Regions from separate parts of the Mus musculus genome. Here region 2 is linked to region 1. Evidence: chromatin loops called from intact Hi-C (ENCODE). Cell type or tissue: gastrocnemius. All regions are shown on one strand. Each heading gives the region's core, and the rest is flanking DNA. Links, peaks and the distances in the headings are about the cores only.

Region 1 (12,836 bases), core at 6,214-8,713:
GCAACAGAATGAAACTAGGAGCTATCAGACTTTGAAAACATACTCTATTCTCAAAAGTGCTATGGTAAGGCATCATAAACCAAGGTACATATTGCAGGCAACTTCTGAATTACATTTTTGAAGAGACATACTGTTTTTCTTTGAGGAGTGTTAGGGTTTTATTGTTATTAGGATGCACTGTGACCAAGGCAATTCTTACTAAGGAAAACATTTAATTGGGGATGCCTTACAGTTTCAGAGGTCTAGTTCATTATCATCATGGCAGGAAGAATGGCAACATCCAGGCAGATATGTTGATGGAGAAGGAGCTGAGAGTTCTACATCCTGATCAACAGGCAGCAGAAGGAAAGACTATGAGTGACACTGGGCATAGCTTGAGTATAGGAGATCTTAAAGCTCCCACTCCCCGCATGACACATTTTTACTTTCTCTAACAAGGCCATATCTACTCAACAAGGCTATACTCCCTATGAGCCTATGGGAGCCATACATATTCAAACTACTACAAGGGCATATGATATTATGTAGCATAAAAAATAATTCCAAGTGCAGTGGTGTGAATCAGTGAATCCCAGGGAAGTGGTGTGAATCAGTATTCCCAGGGAAGTGGTGTGAATCAGTGAATCCCAGGGAAGTGGTGTGAATCAGTATTCCCAGGGAAGCTTGAGAGGGTGAAACAGAAAGATGACTTGAGCCCAGGGGTTTAAGGCAAGCCTTGGAAATATAGTGACCCTTTATCTAGAAGAGGAGAAAGAGGAAGAAGAGGAGGAGGAGGACATTGTAGGAGGATGAGAGGAAGGATGGGGTGGAAGAAGAGGAAAGAAGGGAGAAGGAGAGGAAAGGGAGAGAAAGGGAGGAAAAGGTGAAGGAAGAGAAGGAAGAGGAGGAGGAGGAGGAGAAGGAAGAAGAGGGAGGAAGAGGAAGAGGAAGAAGAAGAAGAGCCAGCAACAGCAGCATCAAACAATTTGATACCTGGAGCACTCTGTATAAAATCAGCTCCATCATTTGCAGCCTACTGAAATCTTGGTTCTTCCTATGATATGAGGCTGAAAGGAAACATTTGGGAGGCTCCTATTTAATGTTTTCACATGTCCATCAAAGAAACTATGAGCATTTCCAAGATATTTATCTGCTTTGTTACATTTCACAGCCTGTGAACCCCATCAGGGGCTGCTGTGGAATGGTACTTATACGTTCATAAAAAATGCCAGCACACACATAGGCTGACACACAAGCTAACCCAAGAGTCAAGATGTCAGTGTCAGATGCATCTTAGACATGCCTCCCCCAAGTTCAGAGTGAAGGTGATCTGCAGGCAGGCAGACTTTCCCTGAATGCCTCTTCTGTCTCTGATTTGGAATTACTTATTCCCATCCCAGGTTAGCAGCATTATCCATGTACTGGAGACAGAACTTTGGTAAATTTCCAAAGCCCAAGGCTACAGCCATCAGTGCCAAATTACTATGCCATGAAAGGTAGTTACTGTGTGTGTGGGGTGCAAGCTTTTGCCTGCCTGCTATCTCTGTGGATGCCACGCCTCCCCAGTCTTTCATGGGGCTGACTGCAGCATTCTAGAGTCAAGGCTGCATGTGGCCCAAGCCTGGACCATCAAGGAGCCCCATGTGCCTGACTGTAGTGACACTTGGGGAGAGGACATGTGACTCAGACAGTTTGTCCAAGCCTGCCCTGGGCTGGAACTGTTTGGGATAAGGCTTGATCTTTCTGCTGGGTTCCTTTGCTATAAAGACAGTGTGATTGTAAAGTTTCCAGTGGCCAGCTTCATTCTTGGGTGAGAGAGAGTCTAAGTGTTGGAGTCAGCACAGTGAAAGCAGAACCAAGGGACAGGAAAAGAGGCAGAGCCTCCAGGACTGTCTTAAACCAGGGATGCTTTCAGTGCAGTTTCCTTCCTAGTGAGAAGGCTGCACTCTGCACCTGCAGTTGAATGTTGCTTACGAAATCGGATATTATATTTCTTTCTTCCACCTGCAGGCTGTGTACATTGGCCGAAATTCAGATAGCAATCAAGTTATCTAATGAGCTGGTTCATTTTCAGGATCTCCACTTCATGTAGTGTAGAGATGGTGAGTCAAAAATGAACTGACACCCCAGCTGTGGATTGTCTGCTTTGACCAAGTCTCCCTGTCCTGGGGCTTAGACTGCTGGAGATGATGATGAGAGCAGTCCACAGAGTCACTGGTCAGCTCTTTACCCAAGACCTTTGAGATGCTTGTGTTTGGTTGAAGCAAGAAAAATTAATTTACTGTCATTGCTTGTAACCCCTTAATTAATTGGACAGGATATAGAATTTCCTTAGACTTCGCCTAATTCTGTAGACTGATCTAGTGTATGCTTTCCAGCAAAAACTGGAGAAAAATTCAGGTAAGTTTTTTCCTTTGTGTTCTGGGATTACACATATAACTTATTTATGCAATATTGATAGTGTGCTGGAGTTTTAATATGGTAACTCTTTTGTGTATTATGTGTTGCACCATGTGTTTGTGTGTGGGTGTTTCAGTCTTTGTGTGCATGTGCATGGTACACGGGCAGGTGGAGACCAGAGATAGGTGTAGGGTGTCTTTCTCAGTTACTTTCCACATGTGTGTGTGTGTGTGTGTGTGTGTGTGTGTGTGTGTGTGCATGTGTGTGTGTATCTAGATATCAACATATGTGTCTTCCTCTGCTTCTTTCTGGCTTACTTTTTGAGAGAGGGTCTTTCATTGAACCTGGAGTTTTTCACTTGTGCCAGACTAGCTGACCATCAGACCCATATACCCACTGTGCTGGGACTACAGATGTGTGGCGGTGTGACACAGATTCATACTTTGGTCTTCATATTTATGTAGCAAGCACCTTACCCCCCCACACACACACCCAGAGAGAGAGAGAGAGAGAAAGAGAGAGAGGACTCAGATCCCATATTTCTTTAGTTTTGAAACAAGGAGCTTACCCAGTTTCAGTAGACTGGCTGCTTATAGGCTCTGGGGATTGCCCTGTCTTCAACCCCATAGCCTTTGAGTTATAGATGTGCACTGCTGTGCCTAGTCTTTATGTGTATGCTATGGGTCTGAACTCTCACTCTCATAACTGCAAGGCTTTATTGCCCTGGAATACTGTATTGACTGAACCGTCTCCATAGCCTCTAGTGTGGTAATACTTAAAACATTTAAACGAAACATTAACAATGAAGATGCAAACAGAGCATATACTACATTGTTGGTGCGAGTTGCTAGGGTGCTGGAAGCGTACGCATATCAACAGATCAAACACACTTTAGCTATTCACTGACCTGTCAGATTCTCCTCTAATTCCATACAATATGCAGGACCGCTCCTCCTGTCTACTGTAAGTTTCTTCTCTCGAGTCTCATCCTGTCATTTAAAAATGGCTTTATTGAGATAGAAGTCACACACCACAGAATGCACCCATTACTGTATATAACTTAACAGTCTGTGCCTGCTGTGTCATATTGAGAGTGAACTCTGTTCTGGTTATTTCCCTCATTGCATCTGTTGAATTACAAACAGATCACTTGTGAACTGGCTTTATTTCATGAGGAAAAAAATGATGTGCTATAAAAAGCAAGAAACCCAAACCAAAAGAAACACAAAGTCATGGTGAGTTTTGTTGTTTTCTTCTTTTTCAAGTGCAGTAGTATGGGCAAGTGAGTCATGTCACTGTGAAGTTAGGCTGAAAGGAAACTCCGAAAGGGCACAAACTTGATGTACCTTCACAACAAACATTTTGTGGATGAAAATAAATGCAATAAAACAAAAGGAAACAAAGGCAAGGAAGGCTGTGGAGTGATGGACAGCTGCTCCAAAGGAGTGGAGCCAGGGATGGAAGACTGGAGTGATGGACAGCTGCTCCAAAGTAGTGGAGCCTGGGATGGAAAGCTGTGGAGTGATGGACAGCTGCTCCAAAGGGGCGGAACCAGGGATGGAAGGCTGTGGAGTGATGGACAGCTGCTTCAAAGGGGCGGAGCCAGGGATGGAGTGGAGAAAACACTGTTCCACTGAAGATAACAGTCAAGCTCTTGGTTTTTTGGGATGCCACAGCGTTGAAATAAAGTAACATGTAGATGACAGAGAGATGGAGGCCAAACATACTTTCGTTTTATACACTGTATTCTGATGATTTCTCCTCCTCCAACTTCTCCTAGATGGCCCTGCCCACCTTATCTGTCTCTCTCTCTCTTTAAAAACAAGAAAGCAAGCAAGCAAGCAAGCAAGCAAGCAAGCAAGCAAGCAAGCAAGCAAGCAAGCAAGCAAGCAAGCAAGCAAGCAAGAAAGCAAGCAAATCTTTAAGAAGTTTCTCTCTTTCTTTTTCTCCTCATTCTCTTTCTCTCTCTGTCTATCTTACACACACACACACACACACACACACACACACACACACACACACACACACACACAATCAGAAACCATTTTATATTAGCAAAAGACTAATAAGACAAACAGAACATAAGATGAAAAAGTCTACAAAAATACATTGAGTTCATTTTGTGTTGACTATCTACTGCTGGGCATGCAGCCTACCCTAATGTGCGATTAATATGCCCAGTGAGACTCTATTGGAGAAAATTAATTTTTTCCTTTGCAAGTGAACGTCAGTTGCAGATAGTTCCTTGGTCCCCCATTTAGCACTGGGACCCCATCTGGCTTATACCTGTGCAGGCTGCCACAGTCTGAGTTCACATGTGAGTTCATCATTCCTAAAGGAAGCTGGGCTGGCTAGTCCTAGGTCAACTTGACACAGCTAGAGTCATCTGAAAAGAGAATTGAGAAAATAGTCTGAGAAGATGGGGCTGTAAACAGACATTTTCTTAGTGATTAATGGAAGAGGACCCAGCTCCCATGTGGGAGGGGCACATGAGGGGTCAGGGCCATGATGTTCTGACCTTCAACTGTGGTGGGCTGGACTCCACTCTGCTGGCCAGGCCCCACCCTGGGTGTTCGGTGACTCCTATGACCAATGCCTGGAGTGGGTCAACCTTCCCAAGTCCTGTCGTTAATAAGCTATCTCCTTCACATGCATGGCCCATCTACACTCCACCTGAACCAAGAGTTACAACTACAAAGAGGATGAGAGGAGACAAGCATAGGTTTCAAGGATGGTACCTTTCCAATCTGTGGTTCAGTGTTTCAGGGTGCACCTGACATCTGCTTAGCTTCTCTTCCCTATTTCCTTGTCAGATGCACCCAGACCCTTGCCTCTGCTGCTCCTTCTAGACACATACTTTGGATTAGAAAGATTCGTGAAAGGAGGAAGCAGAAAGATGGAAAGATTCCCTTTAATTTGTCTTCCAGATTTAGAAGTGGGCTTCTGAAATAGTTCTTAAAGAGCTCCCCTCCCCGGACAGACATAAGCCACTGTCCCTCAGGGAATGAGTGTCTTGCATGACATTCTATCCACTCAAGCCAGAGGGACTGGTTACAAGATGACCTGACTTCCTTCCCAACATGCTCTCCCCCCCCCCTCCCCATGTTACAATGGCCTGCTTTACACATGGAGAAGTATCGTCTATCACACTACACCCCCGTCATCATTTATTTCATGACTTTTATAATGCATGGCTTTACATTGATTTTTTTTTCAAGTCAGGGTTTCTCTGTGTAGCCCTGGCTGTCCTGAAACTCACCAGGCTGGCCTCGAACTTAGAAATCCACCTGCCTCTGCCTCCCAAGTGCTGGGGTTAAAGGCGTGCACCACCACGCCCGGCTTAAAATGAATTTTGTGGTGGATTGGATGAGAAGTCCCGTATTGTCACAGGTATTTGAATACTTAGTCCTCAGCTGGTGGCACTGTTCAGGCAGGTTTAGGAGGTGTGGTCTTGCTGGAGGAGGTGTGTCACTGGGGGGTGGGCTTTGAGCTTTTAAAAACCCTGCACCATTTCAGTCTGCTCTTTGCTTCCTGCTTGTGTTTCAAGATGTAAGTCCTCAGCTTCCAGATCCAGTTGCCACACCTGCCATGGTGACAGACTTCTGTTCTTCTGGACTGTAAACCCAATAAGCCCTTCATTCTATACATTGCCTTGGCCATGGTGTTTTATCTCAGTAACACAAGTTGTAATATAAGAGACAAAGTGGGGTGAAGATGCCAGGAAAGACTTGTATGTAAGAGGCTGCGGCAAGTTGGACTGCATCTGTGTACGACGGTGTCTTAGTCTCTGAGGCAAGTGAAAGTGTGGGAGTATCTTTCTGTGTGTGTCAAAAACTAGTGGGAAGCAGGCAGAAGTAGAAAATACACCAGTCTCACTTTACTTAACAAGAGCATTACCGGGAAGTTGTTGAAATGTCAAAACAAATCCCGTGTTGTGCTGGATATAGAAACATGCTCTGCAAACTTCATCTGAGATGTCACAGTTAATTTCCCGACAGCTCTGCAGTCCTAGCGGCCTGCCGGGGTACCGGGGGCACCTGGCAGGGAAGTCCTCGCATCTGAGGAAGGCTGTGAATGGAAGGAAGTGTTCTGGCTGAAGTCCCTCCCTTTTAAATCTGCAGTGGGTGGAACTCTCTCCATAGCCCTCTCTGCCAGATGCAGCTGCACACCTGAAAGGAGGAAGGAGTGATGCGTCCTTCATTTCATTACCTACGCTCCTGGCTGCTCTGGGACGGGGTCCACACGGCAGTGTTTGGTGACGAGAGCTGAACTGAATAGCCTCTGCTCTTGTGCTGGGCCTCACCTGATTTCTGTCAATTCCCTAAGATGGTGCCTGTCTTAGGATTACTATCGCTGCGGTGAAACACCATGACTAAAGGGGAGGGAAGGGTTTATTTGGCTTACACTCTCATATCACAGTTCATCATCAAAGAATTAGGGCAGGAAGTCAGACAGGGCAGGAACCTGGAAGCAGGAGCTGACACAGAAGCCATGGAGTAGTGTTGCTTGCTGGCTTGCTCCCCATGGCTTTCTCAGTCTGCTTTCTTATAAAATCCCAGACCTCCTGCCCAGGGTTGGCCCCACCCATAATGGGCTGGGCCCTCCCAAATCAATCAGTAATTAAAAAAATGTCCTACAGGGTTGCCTACAGAGGAGGTATTTTTCTTAGTTGAGGTCCCCCCTTCTGATGTCTTTAGCTTGAGCCAAGTTGATATATAGTACTCTCTGAGGATCTTACTCTAAAGGGAGGAGGGATGGGAGAATTTCAGGTAGAATCAGGGTACCAGAGGAAAGAGTTTGTGAGAAAGGTGCTTCTGAGCCACGCCATGGAGGTCTCGGTTTCTGCTGTGCAGAAAGCCACATCTGGAGATGTCAGCAGTACTGTCCTGCACAAGCAGGTCTCTCTTAGTCAGTGCGGAAAGTCCCTTCACGTGTAAGTCTGTACTCCTTGATGACTGTGCCTTCGGGTTAAGGAAAACTTTGACATTCCCAGAAACCTCTACAGTTTGGATTGACAGGATGCCCACTGTTTTCTGGGCTGAAACTGGGCAGAAGAGTTGGAAGACTGGGCCTGAAGTGACGGTATCTCTGTTGGTACCAGGTCGCCAGTCTCTGCAGCATCAGCCTCCAGAATCTTTGGGTGCCCTGCCTGGGCATTCTAGGGTCCTACTTTATAGTTTCTATATTGTGTCCGAGGTGTTCTTCCCTAAGGGGCCCTGGACTACAGAAATTATATTTGTAGCCAGGGGATTTATTTATAATTTGCTACAGATGGCCAGTGGCTTTTCTTTTTTTTAAAGCAGCTTTCCTTCTTCCTTTTGCATTTTCCCACACCCACTCCCACTTACAGTTGGCAGCCTTCCCAGTACCTCCTCACCACTAGGGACTTATATTAATAGTCAGGTTTTGGTGGCAGGGGGGTGGGTGGTACGGGGAGGGGAGAGCAGGAGCAAGCTAGCATGAGAGAGAACATGAGCCCCCAACTGGATTGCCTGCCTCCTGTTATCTCTAACTATTAATTTTTACATCACTGATTCTTTACGCTTATGAATTAAATACTAAATAGAGGTCAAAGTCTTGTGGCCAGGAAGGAGGATCAATACTCACTGGCTGCTGTAGGACAGGATGCGGGGGGAGGGCAGCTTCCAAGGATGTAAGATTGCAGTCTTCTACAGAGGAGCAGTGGGGGATGCTGGATGCAGGTGAGAAGCTGAGAGAGAGCTGAAAACGCATGGTGCAGTGGATCTGGACAGGTCTTGACTGGAAAGACGGCTCAGTGACTAACAACGTCTCCAAGCTTTAGCCAACGTTACCTTATTGGTAAAATGAACTCACGAAGTTGTTACGATAATCAAATGGAATGATATATGTGAAAACATTTACTCTCACACACAAGGCCCTTCATAAGTACTGTTTTATCTTTCCTTTCATTAGGCAGGAACGAGAATAAAAGCCAAGGACCGAAAACCCCCATGTACTAGGAATATAGCTTCCATTTTTCTTTTCCATAATATTTTCATAATGCTCTAAGCCATATGGGTAATTGTTTCAACATTTAATTTTCCACTGAATTATTTAATTACATTTATGACAAGCACGTATTATTTTGAGCATGTTAGCAGAGCCGTTAGCTTATTCTAATGGATTTACAACGTGCCCAGACACTCTTTCATTGCTGATTCTGTGTTGATAGAAAACTATGCTGCCTGCTGTAGATCTATCTTGCTTCAACCATAGTTTAATCAAATGGAATTCTTTTAAAGCCTAGATAAGGTCCCCCCTAGAGGAAAAGAGCAAGAAGATTTTCTGTAGAGCCCATATTCAAGCCTAAACATTTATCGGGCTGGCAGCTCCTACTTCTGCCTTCCAGTTTAGCAGAAAATGCTTGGTGGATTTGTTGCTTTTAAGGGAGAGGGGAGCTGCGTGCGTAGCGGAGGAGAATTGATATGCTTGGATGTTTCTTTTCCAGGAGAAAGTAGTCCTTGTGCACATCTGGAGCTGGTCATTTCTCTGGTCCCAGATGGGTTTGCAGCCCACACTTTTGCGAAGACCTTCTGCCTGCCTCAGTTTTCACTGCCTTTCTGAGGGATTTTTTTTTTCCCTCAGTGAGGTAATAACATTGGCTGCCAATCCTTCCCCAGTTAGTGCTTCAAGACCAGGCTGGCTGATGGATGCTGGGTTCCCCAGTTAGCGCTCTCAGAGTTCTGAACATCCAAAGCAGCACTGAATCAAACACACTTTTCAACACCACCACTCTCCGCAGCTCCTTGCGTCTAGGCTAACCTTTGGCTTGTAAGCAATGTTTGAAATGAGCCATGTCAGCTTCCTAACAGTGTCCCCAGCCTATAGTTTGTCCTTTGTTAAATGGTCAAAATTCTCATTTATTTAATGGGGAGTAGAGATGAGGTTTGGTCACATGCTGAGTGCAAGGAGGTTTCTGGGCACAGGCAGTGGCAGACTGGAAATCCGTTACCAATGGCTGTCTCCCACCTGCTGTGGCTTGAGCTGCAGACTGGCTTGGTGAAGACTGGATCTCCACTGTGGTGCCCTTAGGAGCCCTTAGGAGATGCTGAAAATGTCGTAAGATGAGGTCTACCATGAGATTTTTAAGTCCTAGGAAAGGGTTATGAGACCGAAATCCCTTTTCTTTTCTCTGTTAGTTTCTGGCTATCAGGAACTAGCTTTGTTTCACCATGGGCTCGCTGGCAGGATGTGGCTCCTTGCCATGGGCCCAAAGGCAAAGAGGCCAGTTGTTATGTCTTGGAACCTCTAAATATGTGAGCCTCAAATCAGCTTATGTTTTCCCTAAGTTGATGATTTCAGGTATTTGTTACAATGACACCCTTCACCTGCCTCGTGGTTCCCTCCGGGAACATTCCAGCCATTCTCGAAGTGTGTCCGGGACAGATACTGTGCTTCTACAGTGCTCTTGAGATCCACGGGGTCACTGCAGGCTGAGAGAGGACTAGGGGTTGGGAGGAAAGGTTCAACTGAGAAGGGAACTCAGACACTAGGTAATTGAGATGTGGGTCTCTGGGATGCTGCTGCTGTTGATGATGATGCTGCTGCTGATGAGTGTGTGACTTTTGTCTTGGTTTAAGGTAGGTCACAGGTGTTTTGACACAGCCTCAGAGTCTGACTTGAGGCCTGAGGTGGGAGTGGGGTGAGGAAGAGACGACACTGTCTTCTAGCACTAAAGACTCTCACATACTACCATCATAACTTTGGGGTGCGCTCGTGAGTTTGTGTGTGTGCTGAGTGGCTGGTACTGGCCTGTTCTTCCTTTTCTTTATAAATTCTCTAGTGGCTTTAGTTGTCACTTTTTAGAAAATTAATTAACTCACTTTACATCCTGATCACAGTCTCCCCTCCCTCCTCTTCTCCCAGTTTTCTCCTCTTCCCTCCCATCTCTCCATCCTCCAGTCCTCCCTCTCTCCTCAGAAAAGGGGAGTCCTCCCATGGCTATCAACCAGCCTTGGCTAGTCAAGCTGCAGTAGGACTAGGTGCATCTTTTCCTATTGAGGCTAGACTAGGCAGCCCAGTTAGGGGAAAGGAACCCAGAGGCAGAGACAGTCCCTGCTCAGGCTGTTAGGAGCCCCACATGAAGACCACGCTGCTCAGCTGTTGCACATGTGTGGAGAGCCTAGGTCTGTCCCACTCATGCTATCTAGTTGACCGTTTAGTCTCTGTGGGACTTTATGGGCCCAGGTTAGTTGTTTCTGTAGGTCTTGTGGAGTTCTTGATCTCTCTGGCCCTTTTAATCCTTCTTCCCCATGGTCCACAGGATTCCCCAAGCTCTGCCTAATGTTTGGCTATGGGTCTCTGCATCTGTTTCCATCAGTTACTTGGTGAAGTTTCTCAGATGACAGTTATGCTAGGAACCTGTCTGCAAGTATAGCAGAGTATCATTAAGTATGTCAGGGGTGGGCTCTCTCTCATGGCATGGGTCTCAGGTTGGGCCAGCCAATGCTATGCTTAGCCATTCCCTCAGTTTGGGGATGAACAGATGCTCAGCAGTTAAGAGCACTGAGTGTTCCTTCAAAGGACTTGGGTTCAAATCCCAGCACCCACATGGTAGCTCACAGCCGTCTATAATTCTGAGATCTGACACCCTCACACAGACATGCATGCAGGCAAAACACCAATGTACATAAAATAAAAATGAAGTAAAATAAAAAAGAAGTTTCTAGGTATGACTTTTAACAACACTTCACCGTTGCGTGCTCTCCTCATGGAACACCTGGAGCCTCTGTTCATTGTTGGCTTTTCTAGTTCTTCCTTTGGTTCAGTGATGGAAACTGGCTGTAGTGTTGATTTCCAGAGTAGTCACCTGTGTTTGTGTGTGTGTGTGTGTATGTGTGCACAAATACTGTATTTGTGGTTTGCACTCTGTGCAGCATCCTGGCTGTTTCTTAGCTCACAGTTAGTTAGACAAAATGGGTCCTCTGTGTGGGCTAGGCAAGATGCCAAGTCTAACCGAGGCTTCTTTCCCTGTTATCATTTGCCACTGGTCTCTTATTAGGAGGTAGAGAAAATTATTTGTCTTGTTCTTTCCTTACACTGCTTTGAGGGGAGATGTGACAGATCTAGCTTTGGGAAGAGACCTTTGAAGGTCTTGTATGTTAGTTGAAGGAGTGATTCATATTAACAATAAGTAGTTAGGCTGGAGAACTAGTCAGGGAAATGGACAATCTACCTAGGACAAGCTATAGCAGTGTGCACTGTGTGATGGGCACACTCCATGTCCTGGTGTCTTGTGAAACTGAGGCCACACATATGAGAACTGCCTACGTAGCATGGCAGGTTTAAGGTCCAAGGTTAGTGCAGGGTTAGAGATTTGATGTGACTTGGATATAAATTGGTCATCCCATCCTCCTTTTGAGACAGGGTCTCTCTCCCTAGGTTTTGGAATTCTTGGAACTCACTATGTTGACCATACTGGCCTTGAACTCACAGAGATCTGCTTGTGTCTGCTTCCTGGCTGGACTGTTGCTTTTATGCAGAGTGGGTAGAAAGTAGAATCCAATCTACCAAAGACTCAAAGATCCACAGAAGGAGTAGGTTCCATGACAACAGAGGGAGATGAAAGATGGCTGAGATTAGTTCTTCCAGGAAGTGAGGGAGACGGATGTGCAATCACATGACTGTAACACAAGGATGAGTGGTATAATGAGGCAAACAACTGCACACAGTGGGAGCTGCACAGAGGGATTGTTTATTTTCAAAGTAGAGGTGGAGGAAACCTGTATAGAAAAAGAAGAAGACCAATTTAGACTCCAGCAGGCACGGAGGTGATGGAGAAAAATCTCACAGCTCTTCTCATGCCCAGGCACTCTCACTGTACCAGCGGCTAAAGGGCTGTCTGGTCAGCCTCCACAAGCTTCTCTGACTTTCACACTGCAGAGCCCCCACTAAAGAAGCAATTTAGACTCCTGAGAGGTCCTAGGAGCCCCTCATCCCCTGTAGATATTCTATAAACTTAAAGCCACCCTGGTCAGAGACGGGCATTAAAATTGTGTTTGGAGTAAAACTCTGACTTTAGGGCAGAGTAGAACTAAGACTATTTCTTTCTACTTTGAGATAACCTTCCTTTTCTCTGTGGTGTATCTATTTGCTATCGGAGGTTGTTCTGGTCTTCCTGGTCTCTTAGCATCCTCCCCTACCCCCAATCTCCCTCATTAGTGAAGCTACACTCTCATCTCTGAACTATTCTGAACTATTCACATCCAGATTTTGTGTCGTGGTTTTTACTCCTCAGTAATCGTCACACGATTCTGGGTGATGCAATGGAGTTACCTTCTAGCCTGAGAAAACACACACACACACACACACACACACACACACACACACACACACACACATTCACAGATATATATATATACACACACACTCACATGCACATATATACATACACACACATATATACACACACCAAGCCACCCATGATCTAGGAAAAC
Region 2 (12,836 bases), core at 4,331-6,830, 230 kb after region 1:
GTGAGAATTGACATGAGCAGCAAAGGTTCTCTCGGGGCTTCTTATTAGCCAAGAATGCAAGGAAATTAGGAGCTATCTACAGTAAATGAGACTCCGAGCTTTCCCTAAACACTTCAGTCTGCTGGTATCCAGTCGCTCCAGGGCAGACCCAAAGTGCTGTGACAGATCTTTTTAATGTGGCAGGCCTCAAGGGTGGATCGAGTTAGGCAATGTATCCCTCTTTATGCTCTTATGTTCACAGACAACACTACGACAGAGTAACTGAAAGCCTGGGACAGGTTTCCTCACGGTGATGTTTAAGGAAAGTGAGAGAACAGCTCAGTACAGAGCAGCGGGCAGTTCTGAGAGAAAGTAGCCTCCGAAGACAGGACAAAAGCGATCACGGTTGGGGCTCCCGCACGGTTGCACAAAGGTGTGTTTCTTTGACAACACAACCATTTCTTGAAATTGGTCTCAGTTCCAGCCTTTCCCGGATATTGATACTGCATTTTAACTCATGAGACTGATGGCTTCTCAGGCCTCACCAGCAGACTACAGGCTCTGGCCATCCAGCAGTCTGGGGAGAGAACAAAAAAGTTTAGAAGGGATTGTTTCTCCAAACGTTCTCGTTCATGCAATTCTACATTGTGGGCGTGTAGATATGTAAAATACATTTAGACTCTGCAACACACAGGCAGACACAGAAAGAGAGAGAGAGAGAGAGAGAGAGAGAGAGAGAGAGAGAGAGAGAGAGAGAGAGAGAGAGAGCAGGGATGATGGTAGGAAGCTGAGATAGATAGTGAACAGGCAGGCAATGAACAACCTGGCCATGTTAGGAGAACTTCTTCCTGCTAGCTCAGCTATCCCTACAGTAGGCTAGTCCGGGCATGTAGGTCTCTGCAGCCAGAATAAGGGGAAGAATTTCTTGGGTGGGGCTGACTTTTTATCTGCTGACAAGGAGATCTGCTCTTTGTTAGCTGAGGAAAGGTGGCCTTGAACATACACAGCAGACTGGGTGGCTGTTGTTGAGGGCCAGTTTGGTTCCTGTTGGAAACTTGAGAAAGATAGATTAGGCAAAACATCAAATGGCTCTGGGATTGGCAAGTGTTTCAGGATGAAAGAGGGGACCTTGCAGAGCGGAGAGAATTTCTCAAGTGTTAGACGCCATCTCTCTTGGGGGTTGTGATGGGTACCTGACTATGCATGCTGGGTCAGACTGCACCCTGCTCCAAGTACACCATATTGTCTAACACAATGGCTTTCCTGGGCTGTGTGCTGTCCTGGATGACTCCACTTTTTACAATAGCATGTGACTCCACCTTGAGGGCAGACACAGAGGAGAGATGACTTGGCACTTTGGTGGCAATCCTGTTCCACACCACCTATGAGGACAAGTAAGAATGTTTTAAGATTTTTAAAAGGAGGGACATATAAGCAGACCAGAATCATATCAGGAAAATAAAGCCTGAGAACTGACTGACTAAACACGCCAGGGTGCGGACAGCTCAACGTCATTACCTGGACCCCATTCAAAACAGGGCATCTAACACTACACTGTTGACAGCCCCTTTTGACTTGTAATCTAGTGTGTGCATCCAAGGTCTGACTGGCAAAGAACTCCCTACTACCCTAGGGGCTTCAGCTTATTGTGGTCCCCAAGCTTCTGACCTAGCCTATATGAATTGCCATCAGCCTGTTTGTTCATCCGTGTGAACCCAGGCTTACTTTTTTCTTCTCTGTCTTCCATTGTCCCGGACCTCAGCTGGGCAGCTCACTTGACTCTGCTCAACTCTGGGCTTGCTGTCTGAGTCTCCAGCCACCCCCTGGCAGCCCCTCAACAAGCTCAGCACTTGATTCCTACAGTGTCCATGCCAGCCTTCTGCCTGCCCTGCAGGAAAGCCTCTTTGGAGCAACTTGGACTCTGCTATACTATATTTAAGGCTTTGCAGATATCCTGTGACCTACATGTATTGTATGTCATTGCATTTGCTGTGTGATGTGTGACTGAAGAGTTCACAGTTGTAATTAAGATGGAAATAAAGTAACTTGTGTTTGCCAGTTAAGGGCAACAGGATTCTTTTCGCAAGTTGCAACCAATGAAAATCTCTAGACTATGAGTTTATTGTTATTTACACCATGGGACGGTATAAATATGCTTATGTTTCTCACATAGTATATTATAAGTTAGGGTTCTCTAGAGGAACAGAGCTGATAGATAGATAGATAGATAGATAGATAGATAGATAGATAGATAGATAGATAGACAGACAGATAGATATAGAAAAGAGATTTATTAAAATATATTAATTATAAATTATAAATATATTATATATATTAGTGGTTCAGCTAGTCTAATAATGGCTGACTATTAACAGAAAGCCCAAGAATCTAGTAGTTGCTTAGTCTTGGAAGTTCTATGTCTCAGTGAGTCTTCAGTGTATGACAAAATCCAGAAGTGGGCTTTATTGCCAGTGAAAGATTGGACTTGCCAGAGAGTGAGAACAGGCAGGCAAAGAGAGCCAAAGAGAGATTCCATCTTCCTTCTTCCATGTCCCTTGTACAGTCTGCTATCAGATTGTGTGGCCGAGATTAAAAATAGATCTTCCCACCGCAGAAAATCTAGATTGAAAGTCAGTCTTCCCACCTCAAATGATTCGATTAAGAAAACTGTCCTTCATAAGTGTGCCCAGGCCACTGAGCTTTAGTTGATTCCAGATGCAGTCAAGTTGACAACCAAGAATAGACATCACACACAGCATGCTCGCGACAGAATGCTTGTAAAAATTCGTGAGAGAGTACACCCAGAAAGGATGGATTCACTGCGTACCAGATTACAACTCCAGTAGCTGAGTGAGGAAAAAAGATTGGAGCTTAGCAGGCTTTCAATGCCAGGGCCTGCTGCTCTGAGCCACTAACACCTCTTCTAAAATACTAGACTTCAGTTTTTGTTAAGTCAAAAACAATCTCATGGTAAGTCCCAGCCCCCTCAGAGTGTGTAGAAAGCAGGGTGTTGCGGGTGGGCAGCATCTGTAGTTTCCAGAAGTGTCTTTGCTGATTTGGTCACTTTACTTTCACTTTATTTTGTTTATTATTATTATTGTGCATGTTGGTGAGCACACACATACCACAAGGCACGTATGCATGTCAGAGAATGCTCTGTACAGTTGGCCCGTCCTTCACCCTTCTCCCTAGGGATCAAACACAGGTCAGCAGGCTTGCACCAAGCGCACCTTTACCCACTCAGCCATTTAGCCAACCTATATTTTCTATTTATTTAATTTTATAATCAGGCTCATGAAGAGGCTGAATATCAGACATTGACTTTGGGGTCCCAAAGTCATGGCTGTAGAGAAAAGTTAGAAGTTTCCGACGGGTTGTCTACGTAGAAAACCCAGGAGATGAGCTGATCCTTTAAGAGAACACCTTGGTTCCTGGACTTTGAGTAGAAGCAGTATCTACACATGGCTAACACTTGGACAAGGCCAAAGGAGTTTCTACACTAGTGAGAAAGAGAGAAAGCCACCAAGAAAAAAAGACAACCAAAAAAATTCACAACAAACATGGACACAAATGTTAAAAATGCCAGCCCCCCCACCTCAATATAGCAAGAAAATTGTAGTTAATTGAGCAAAGACGAAATTGAATAAGTTGGCAATTTTCATTTTTTCAAACTAAGTGTGATCAATATTATCCTAATCAAAATAAGAAAAATGATATATTCTCATGGAAATGTGACTGTGAAGTTGATCTGGAAGCATGGATAAATGAAAGTAACCAAGAAAGAGATAAAGACTTAAAGCAAAAAACAAAAACAAAAAGACAAAAAGCTCTTAATAATGCTTTAACAGAAAAGTCCCAGAGCAACAATCAATAGAAGAGAGTCAAGTCCCTCAGCACACTCAAATGTATGTCAACATTTATTATAATAAAGCAACTTCAGACTGCTGGATGAAGCTGAAGTTTACTCTGATGAGTAGTGCTGGCATAATTCCTTTTTTTTTTTTTGAGGATAGAAAGGGGTTCAAATCATATCCCCAAATAAATTCTTGATGAATCAAATAATTAAAATTTAAAAGCTGAGAGAAGAGAAAATTATGATGAAGTTTCATCAATTCTTCATGTTGAATAGGTTTTTAAGAGAAAATGGGGAAAGATTTATGAAAGAAGACAGATAAGTTTTATACCAAAATTAAAACCATTTATATGTCAAACTTAAAAAAAAAATCATGCGGCAAAAAGTACCCAAAGGAAGAGTGCAACATTGAAGGCAACACATGGTTCACTTAGAGAGCTTCCAGGGATCAGTAACTAGAATATTAATATCTTAAACAAAAATTGCTGTTATTTACAAGAAATAAATTGTATAAGTGGAAAAATTAGACAACAAGCACTGAAAAATAAAGTCCAGTGTTTGTTTAAAATATAATGGGAAGAAGATCACATCTATACAATTAGGGCATAATTTAAAGGTAGGGAAAAATCCAATAATTATATGTTTAGGTAGAGGGTCAGATAAGCAGCAGCTATACAAAAGGCTCAGTGGTTAAGATGTTCTCGGTGCAATGGTGAGGACCACAGTATTGCACCAGGACCTAGGAACAGTTGGAGTCTATGCTGGCTGTAACCCCAGCTCTGCAAAGCTGAGGAAACAGGGGCTGCTGGGGGCGACCCTGCCTCAAAAGACTATGCCAAGGGTGATATCAGAGGACACCCAACACCCTTTCCTGGACTCCATATACATGTATAGCTACATGCACAGTACACATGTACACACATAGGCATGCACATACACAGATACACACACAGACACGTTCACACTCACACACACAGGAACATATGCACACAGACACACATGGACATGTACACACACAGGTATCTATATAAAGACACACATGGGGACATGTTCACAAATACACAAACACACACAGTGACACATATACACACACAGACATACACAGAGGCATATATACACCCAGACACACATACAAGGACATGTACACACATTTTCACACAGAAATGCACAATACAGACACAGACACAGACACAGACACACACACACACACACACACACACACACACACACACAACTGTTTAGAGCCAGGAATGAGGAAACTCTCATGTACCTCAAGAGGAAATGTGAGATTTTAGGGCTGAAATATGGTTACATATCCAAAATCTTAAAGTTGTAAATGCAGGCTCACCTCATAATTCCTCTGCAATGAATCTATCCTGAGGGAAGTTTTTTTTGTTTTGTTTTGTTTTTTTTGTTTGTTTGTTTGTTTGTTTGTTTTTTTTTAAGAAAACGATATTTAAGGGTTTTGGTACAAGCACTTTATTGTAGTGTTATTTATAACTAAAAATGTATCAAAACGTGTTTAAAGAATTACAGTACAGTTACAGATTGCAGAAAATTACACTCCCAAGGATATTCAAAAATTTTAAAGAAATATAAAGTTAATATGAAATGAAACCAAAGAGGCTTCAAAGCCACATGGCTTGGGCTCTTCATGTATGCCTGCATATGTCCACCCATGGGTATGTGCCACCCATGCAGAGATTGGCACAAATGGATCGACAAGTGGTTGCCAGGATAGTGAGTTTGTTAGTGGGGTTTGTAACCTTATTTGCTTTTTGTTTCAGTTTTTTTTATGAACAAAAGCTATTAGCTTTATTATCATAAATATTAGTTTTGCAGTTCTCTCTGCTACCGAGGGCTCCCCCTGCTGTTCACTTGGGAAACATGAGGGCTTGGCTTTGATAGTCCCTAATTGTGATTCCCTTTGTTTTCTGGAAGACTCTAATCTTTGGCCTAGTGGCATTCTCCATGTCTCATTAACCTTGAGTGCAAGATCTTTTAATTTGCGTATTTGTAATGATAGGTCGTTATTAGTGGAGATATAATTCTTGCACACTGATCATTTATTTGAAAGGATCACTCCCATGGCTTGTCAGATTCCGAGACATTTTCACCACTCCAAGCAGAAGCCTGTACCATTAGCCACCAGTCCCCCTCAGCCCTCCCCCGCCCCTGGTAAACAGTGCATGGCATTCAGGCATGAGCTTGCCAGCTTCAGACATTCTATAAAATGGAGCGATTGTGAGCCTGCCTGTTGCATCTGGCTTTCCTCCCTGTCTTACAGTCTTCAAGGCTCGCCCGTGCTGCAGCTGAACTTTGTTCTTTTTACCACTGAATAATATTCCGCTGTCTAAATACATCACTGCAGCCTATTTATTCACTAGTTAATAGGCATTTAGATTCTGTTTACCTTTTAGCTATTTTAATTAATGCTGTGATGAATATTCATGCGTACACTTTTTATCTTGCATCTTAAATTCCCTTCAGTGAAATGCTAATGCATATTGTTACTCGATATTTAACATTCGGAGAACCAAGTCTTTTTATCACTCCTGAAGGAGAGCGCGTACTCACTGCCAGTCACCAGAGAGGGAACTGCCCAACTATTCCAGAGTGACTACATCATCCTGCATCAAGTGGAATCTTTCTGTGGTTTGATTTGCATTTGCTAATGACTATGGGTTTCTTGTAGGTGCTTTTTGGCCATTTGCACATTTTCTTTGGAGAAATGTTTATTTATACCCCCTGTCTCTTTTTAATTAGGAAATTTGTCTCTTTATGGTTGAATTGCAGTCATTTTCCCTCCATATCCAATGCTAGACTCCTGCCAGGTATGTGATTTATAGATTTTTTTAAATATCCTATGATTATTTTTATTATTTTGAAATATTTTTAAAACAAAATATCTTTTAATTATTAATCAAGTCCAAATATCTCAGTCTCTTTTGTTGCTTATGCTTTTGGTATCACATCTAAGAACTCATTGGCTGAGTCGCAGGACACGACATTTTCCAGCTGTGATGCCTTCGGCATCTCATGGCTTCAGTTCTTACCTTTAGGTCCACATGCACTCTGGGACTATCTCATTTTAGCATTTGACCATGGTGAGAGGGAGTCTCACCTTCAAGTATGTTCTACTCTTTCAGCACCATCTCTCTGTAAGCATGGCATTGCCCTTACTGAATTGCCTCCATCTCTTTATTAAAAATAAGTGCGTGCATTCTGCATCTCAATCCTATCTGGTGACCAAAATGACTGGCAAATTTCCAACTCAACCTTTGGACTGTCTGAAACTTTTATGTGAAAAGGCAGCTGAGATTTTGGTAAAAGAACAAGGAAGGATCTATGGACACAGAGTTATAACATGGAATCCCAAGTCTGTGAGGACAGACAAGCTAACATTATTTATGCTCTTTCTCTGAGTGGTGTTTTGCAATTTCCTTGTATATAAGTTACCATGTTAAATCTATTTCTAAGTTCTTATTAAATGATCATATAAATAAAATGTTCTTAATGTTATTTCCTGAGTATGCATTGCTGGTATAGAAAACTGTAAATTCTTCTCTGCACAGTCTCTGCAGCCATAAGGCTACTGAAACAGCTTTTGACCATAATAGAGTTTTGTGGTTTCTTTAGCATTTCCTATTTCAAATTAAGCAAACACAGATACACGTATTGCTTCATTTCTAGTGTGGTGTTTTAAAATATAGTTTTCTCCACTATTGCTGTGAGTCAAACCTCCAGAACTATTTTCCAGTCGAAGGGAGACGGTTTTCAACTTCTAGCATCAAACATAATGTTACATTTTCTCCTTTACTTTATTTTATGTGTACTGGTGTTCTGTCTGCATTGTGCATGTGCATCAGTGGATGGAATACTCATAGAATGCATTGGCTCCCCTGGGCCTGGAGTTACAGACAGTTGGGAGCCAAAATGTGGATCCTGGGAATCAAACACAGGTCCCAGGAAGAGTAGCCAGAACTCTTAGCTACTGAGCCATCTCTCCAGCCCTATGAAGCATAATAGTAACTGCTTATATTTATTTGGTGTAAACCAGAATGAGAGAGTTCCCTTCCATTCTAATGTATTGGATATTTTAACAAGAATAATTTGTATTGTGGATGTAATCAGATGCTTCATGTATCTATTGCATGGACTCTTTCCTTCTGTCTATGAATGTGGTGTCTTAGTTTCTGTTCTATTGTTGTGACAAAACATCATGACCAAGACTTACAGAAGAAAGCATTTAATCTGTGGGCTCATGGTTTCAGAGAGAGAGAGAGTCCATGGCCATCACAGTGGGGAACATGGCAACAGGCAGCAGCCATTGCACTGGGATAGTAGCTGAGAGCTTGCACCCCATCCACAAGCCTGAGACAAAGAGAGAGAGAGAGAGAGAGAGAGAGAGAGAGAGAGAGAGAGAGAGAGAGAGAGAGAGAGAGAGGTGAGTAGGAGCTAGCTGGAAATGCCCGAGGCTTTAAAACCCCAAAGCCCAAACACAGTGACACACCTCTCTAACAAGGCCACACCTCTGAATCCTTGCCAAACAGTTCCACCAACTGGGGACTAAGAATTCAAATACATGAGCCTATGGGGCACATTCTCATTCAAACCATGACATATAGTATATAGCATTCATCATTCTTAGTATGTTAAACCAACCTTGCATTCCAAGAGTAAATTTTAGTTGATCAGGGATAATGGATTTTTTTTTGTAACTCTTTAAAAAGATTGTACACTGAATTGTGCTACTAGCTTTGTTAATTTTAATATAGTTATAAGAATTATTGATTTGTACTTTTTTTGAGATGTCTTTGACTGGTTTTAATACCCAATGTCACTACTCTTATATGACAGCTTGTTTTGTTTTGTTTTTTTTCCCCTGAAAAATTTCTAAATGATTGGTCCTAATTGTTAAGACACTTGATAGGATTTATGTGTGAAGCCATCTGGTTGGGTTTCTTTTTTCCTTTTCTTCCTAACCTGGTCTCTTACTTGTATGGTTCATTCAGATTTTTATTTCTTCCTGAGTCCATTTAGGAGCTAAGAATGTTTACCACCAACTGTTCAAAACATTACTGCATCCCATTTTCTTGTTCATGTAAGAGTTTATCATTTCTTTGAGGTTAGTAGTAATCTCTCTTTCTTATCCCTAATTTTAGTACTGGTTTTGTTTCTCTCTTTTCTTAACCATTTTAGGGCAGAATTGTCATTTTTCCTGATCTGTGTAAAGACTCAGTTTCACTGTCACTGACTGTCCCTATCGTCCCCGCTTCCTCTATTTTCCTTTATCATTCATTATTTTTTTCATTCTGAATTTTTTGTTTGTTTGTTTGTTTTTTGTTTTTTCCCGAGACAGGGTTTCTCTTTGTATCCCTGGCTGTCCTGGAACTCACTCTGTAGACCAGGCTGGCCTCAAACCCAGAAATCCTCCTGTCTCTGCCTCCCAAGTGCTGAGATTAAAGGCGTGTGTCACCACTCCCCCGCTGATTCTGTTTTTTATTAATTGAATTTGTGTTCAGTTTTATGTGAGTGTGTGTGTTTTCTAGTATAAAATTTACTTATTTTTATTTAAGATCTTTTTCAAAATTGATGTAATTTCCAAAAGGATATTTTTACAGTCATTTCTTACTATTATCCTCCATAAATGTTCTGGTATTTTGTGTACACCTCCCTCCCTCTCTCTGTCTCTGTCTGTATCTATCCCTCTTTCTGTCTCTGTGTCTCTGTTTCTGTGTGTGTCTCTGTGACTGTTTCTATCTCTGTGTCTCTGTCTCTTTATTTCTCTGTATGTCTGTCTCTGTATGTCTTTGTGTCTCTTTCTCTTTCTGTATGTCTCTGTGTCTCTGTCTCTGTCTCTCTATGTGTCTCTGTGGCTGTGTGTTTCTGTGTCTCTGTCTCTTTATCTCTCTGTCTGTCTCTGTTTCTGTGTCTGTCTGTCTGTCTGTCTGTCTCTGTCTCTTTGCCTCTGTCTCTTCCTCTTTCTCTCTTTTTCTCTGAATGGGCATTGAACTCTGATTCTTTTGTGCTCAGCAAATACTTTGCCCCTGAAATTCACCCCAGCCTTTGATGTTTTATTTTCACTCATCTCATGGCATATCTGACTTACCCTGTGATTTCTCCTTTGATTCACTCATTATTTAAGATTGTGTTGCTGAATTTTCACATATTTGTGATTTTTTTTTAAGTATCCTCTTGCTGTTGATTACTAATGTCATTCCATTGTGGTTGGAGAACACATGTGATATAATTTTGTTATTTTTAACCTTAGATGATCAGCTTTTTCAAGTGTGCTCTGATTTACACACACACTTTGACACAAAAGCAGACACACAGCGATAAATAACTGTAGAATAATAAAAACTCCACAGTATTTTAGCCTAATATATGGTGCACCCTGGATAACACCCAATGTGCATTTAAGAACATGCTGTGCTATTACATGTGTTTTACATGTGTTACATATGTGCTCTACAAATACCTGGTAGGGTCGCTTAGCTTTATAGTTTATTCAAGTGTTTGTTTTCTTGTTTGCCTTCTGGCCAGTTTATCTGTCTGTTATTGAAATCAGATATTAAAATCACCAGCTATTAGTAATCAATGTTAAAATGTCCCACTTCAGGGCTGGTTTGGGTTTATGGTTTGGGATTCTGTTATTAACTACATGTGTTAATAAATGTCATGGTTGTTGAAGAATTAGCCTTTATTTTAATATTGTATACCTTTTAAAACTTGGATTATCTTCTAAATGTTCTCTGGTGATTTGTCATAAAATTTTTACTTTTTTTTTAATCTTTAAGTTTACTATGGGTAAAATTTACTATAAGTAAAGTTTGCATTGAGGGTCTTTTCCAGTCCTTTTTATTCAGCTTTCAATACTTTTGAATTTGAAGTATTTCTTTGCAGACAGCATGTAAGTCTCAGAAAGGGTTTTAATAGATAAAAAGGGATAGTTTCTGTACACAGACATTGTGAACACAGATAAACAAAATTAACCGCCCCACCCCACCCCCAAGATTTTAGTGGCATTTAATGTATAATGCAAACTTCTAGGAGAAAATAGGATTTGCTGTATCCCCTTCCCCTGCCCAGTGAAGGTAGCTGCAGAATATTAACCTTTTATTGATAAGTGTCTTTTAGCAAGTGTTTTGTGAGGTTATGGAAACACTGACTAATATTTTTGTCACTGGCATATAAGTAAGAGAAATGAACTTAAAGGAGAAGGTTTTGTTTCAGGTCATGGATTTCCAAGCTTTCAGCCTCTGGACAGTTGGAACCCATTGCTTTGGGTGTGAAGTGAGGCAGACTATCATGGTGGCAGGAGTGTGTGGTCAGGAAGCAGAAAGAGGGAAGATGCACATTAGTTGTCCTCCTTCTTACTCCTCTTTTATTCCACCTGGGTACCACCCCTAATATGTTGAATGGTGCTGTCCACTCAGGATGGGTCTCCTTGACCCTTTATGGAAATGCTCTCAGAAACACACCTACAAGAATTTTTTTTTTAATGTCAGCCATTGTCTATTCGGGTGAACAATTGAAGTCACCATATTCAAGATAGCTACTGTGTCTGTGACCAAGAGGCCAAGGCTTTGAAAGGAATTCAGGGCTAGCAAAATAAAATTCAAGTCAACTGCATAAACTGAATTTCATATAAACAACAACTTTAGTGTTTGCATGAACAATACATATACTCTGATGAAATTTTGTTCATCTAAAATTTATATTTAGCTGAATAGCCTGTAGCTTTGGAAGGTAATGGTGGTACCTGGATTGCTCAAAATATACAGCAATTTCATAGGAAAAAAAATCTAACATTAAATTTTTCAGAGTAGTGTTCATTGGTTTTTTACTAGCAGAAGCCCATTGGCATGGTTGAGGGATTAGTACACAAAGTCACTTCACTCTTAAAAACTCAAGGATCTTCGTAACGCGAGGCAATACTACAACCAGTAGTGATGTATTTAAAAATAATCACAATAATGAAACTAATGATTATGGCTCCTTCACTATGTGCACCAATCCAAGAGATTTTCATTTTGTTCTCATTTAAACTTCGAAAGAGCCCTAAGATTCCCTGGCTATAGTGTGTGGGAGCTAAGCCCTAAAATTCCCTATGATAGAAATTCATAGTATGTAGGATTTGAGTGGAATGGTTTATGCAGCTTAGCTGGGATGATTGTCAGTAAGAAAGGGCAAAACTGAGAAAGAAAAGAATTGCTAGGAAAGGAGAATTGTTGTAGTTCAAAAAAATAGCTCCATTGGGGGCCCTGTGTCCCATCCAATAGCTGACTGTGAGCATCCACTTCTGTGTTTGCTAGGCCCCGGCATAGCCTCATAAGAGACAGCTATATCAGGGTCCTTTCAGCAAAATCTTGCTAGTGTATGCAATGGTGTCAGTGTTTGGAGGCTGATTATGGGATGGATCACAGGGCCCCCAATGGAGGAGCTAGAGAAAGTACCCAAGGAGCCAAAGAGATCTGCAACCCTATAGGTGGAACATCAATATGAACTAACCAGTACCCCCGGAGCTCGTGTCTCTAGCTGCATATGTATCAGAAGATGGCCTAGTTGGCCATCAGTGGAAAGAGAGGCCCATTGGTCTTGCAAACTTTATCTGCCTCAGTACAGGGGAACACCAGGGCCAAGAAGTGAGAGTGGGTGGGTAGGGGAGTGGGAGGGGGAGGGTATGGGGGACTTTTGGGATAGCATTGGAAACGTAAATGAACAAAATACCTAATAAAAATAATAATATTAAAAAATAGCTCATGCTAATGTATCATGTTATTAAGGAGTTCAAATTAACATTCCCTCTGAGCAGACCTGTGGAGGGTTCTATGAGGTCACTTTAAGATATAGAGCCTGGCTGGCTGCGGTGAAACTTCCTGGTAATCATAATTCGATGAGGAGGAACAAGCCACGGTCTAGCCTGGGCTGCAGTTTTCTGTAGTCAGGGATGGTGTGTCATGCTTATAATCCCAGCAAGAACTGAAAGTTCAAGAGA

What was found. Peaks named below come from ENCODE experiments on the same cell type or tissue, not always from the same donor. Only the 100,000 strongest peaks of a DNase experiment are listed, where the experiment ranks them.
Region 2: it touches region 1 in a loop (2.0-fold over the local background); 1 of 42 quality-filtered maps calls a loop at or near these places.

The regions. Positions count from the first base shown.
Region 1 is chr14:61,802,182-61,815,017 of GRCm38, forward strand. No RefSeq gene overlaps it. Among named protein-coding and RNA genes, the nearest start is that of Gm35247, 9.2 kb to the right of the region's middle. In gastrocnemius, for the core only: no CTCF peak of the experiment used is centred there; a DNase peak (open chromatin) is centred at 7,758.
Region 2 is chr14:62,036,815-62,049,650 of GRCm38, forward strand. It overlaps Gm35307 (a long non-coding RNA gene), which reads left to right. Exons shown (of 3, transcript XR_383481.2): 2 at 242-412; 3 at 1,742-2,113. Among named protein-coding and RNA genes, the nearest start is that of Gm35307, 8.4 kb to the left of the region's middle. In gastrocnemius, for the core only: a CTCF peak has its summit at 5,697 (motif pointing left); a DNase peak (open chromatin) is centred at 5,696.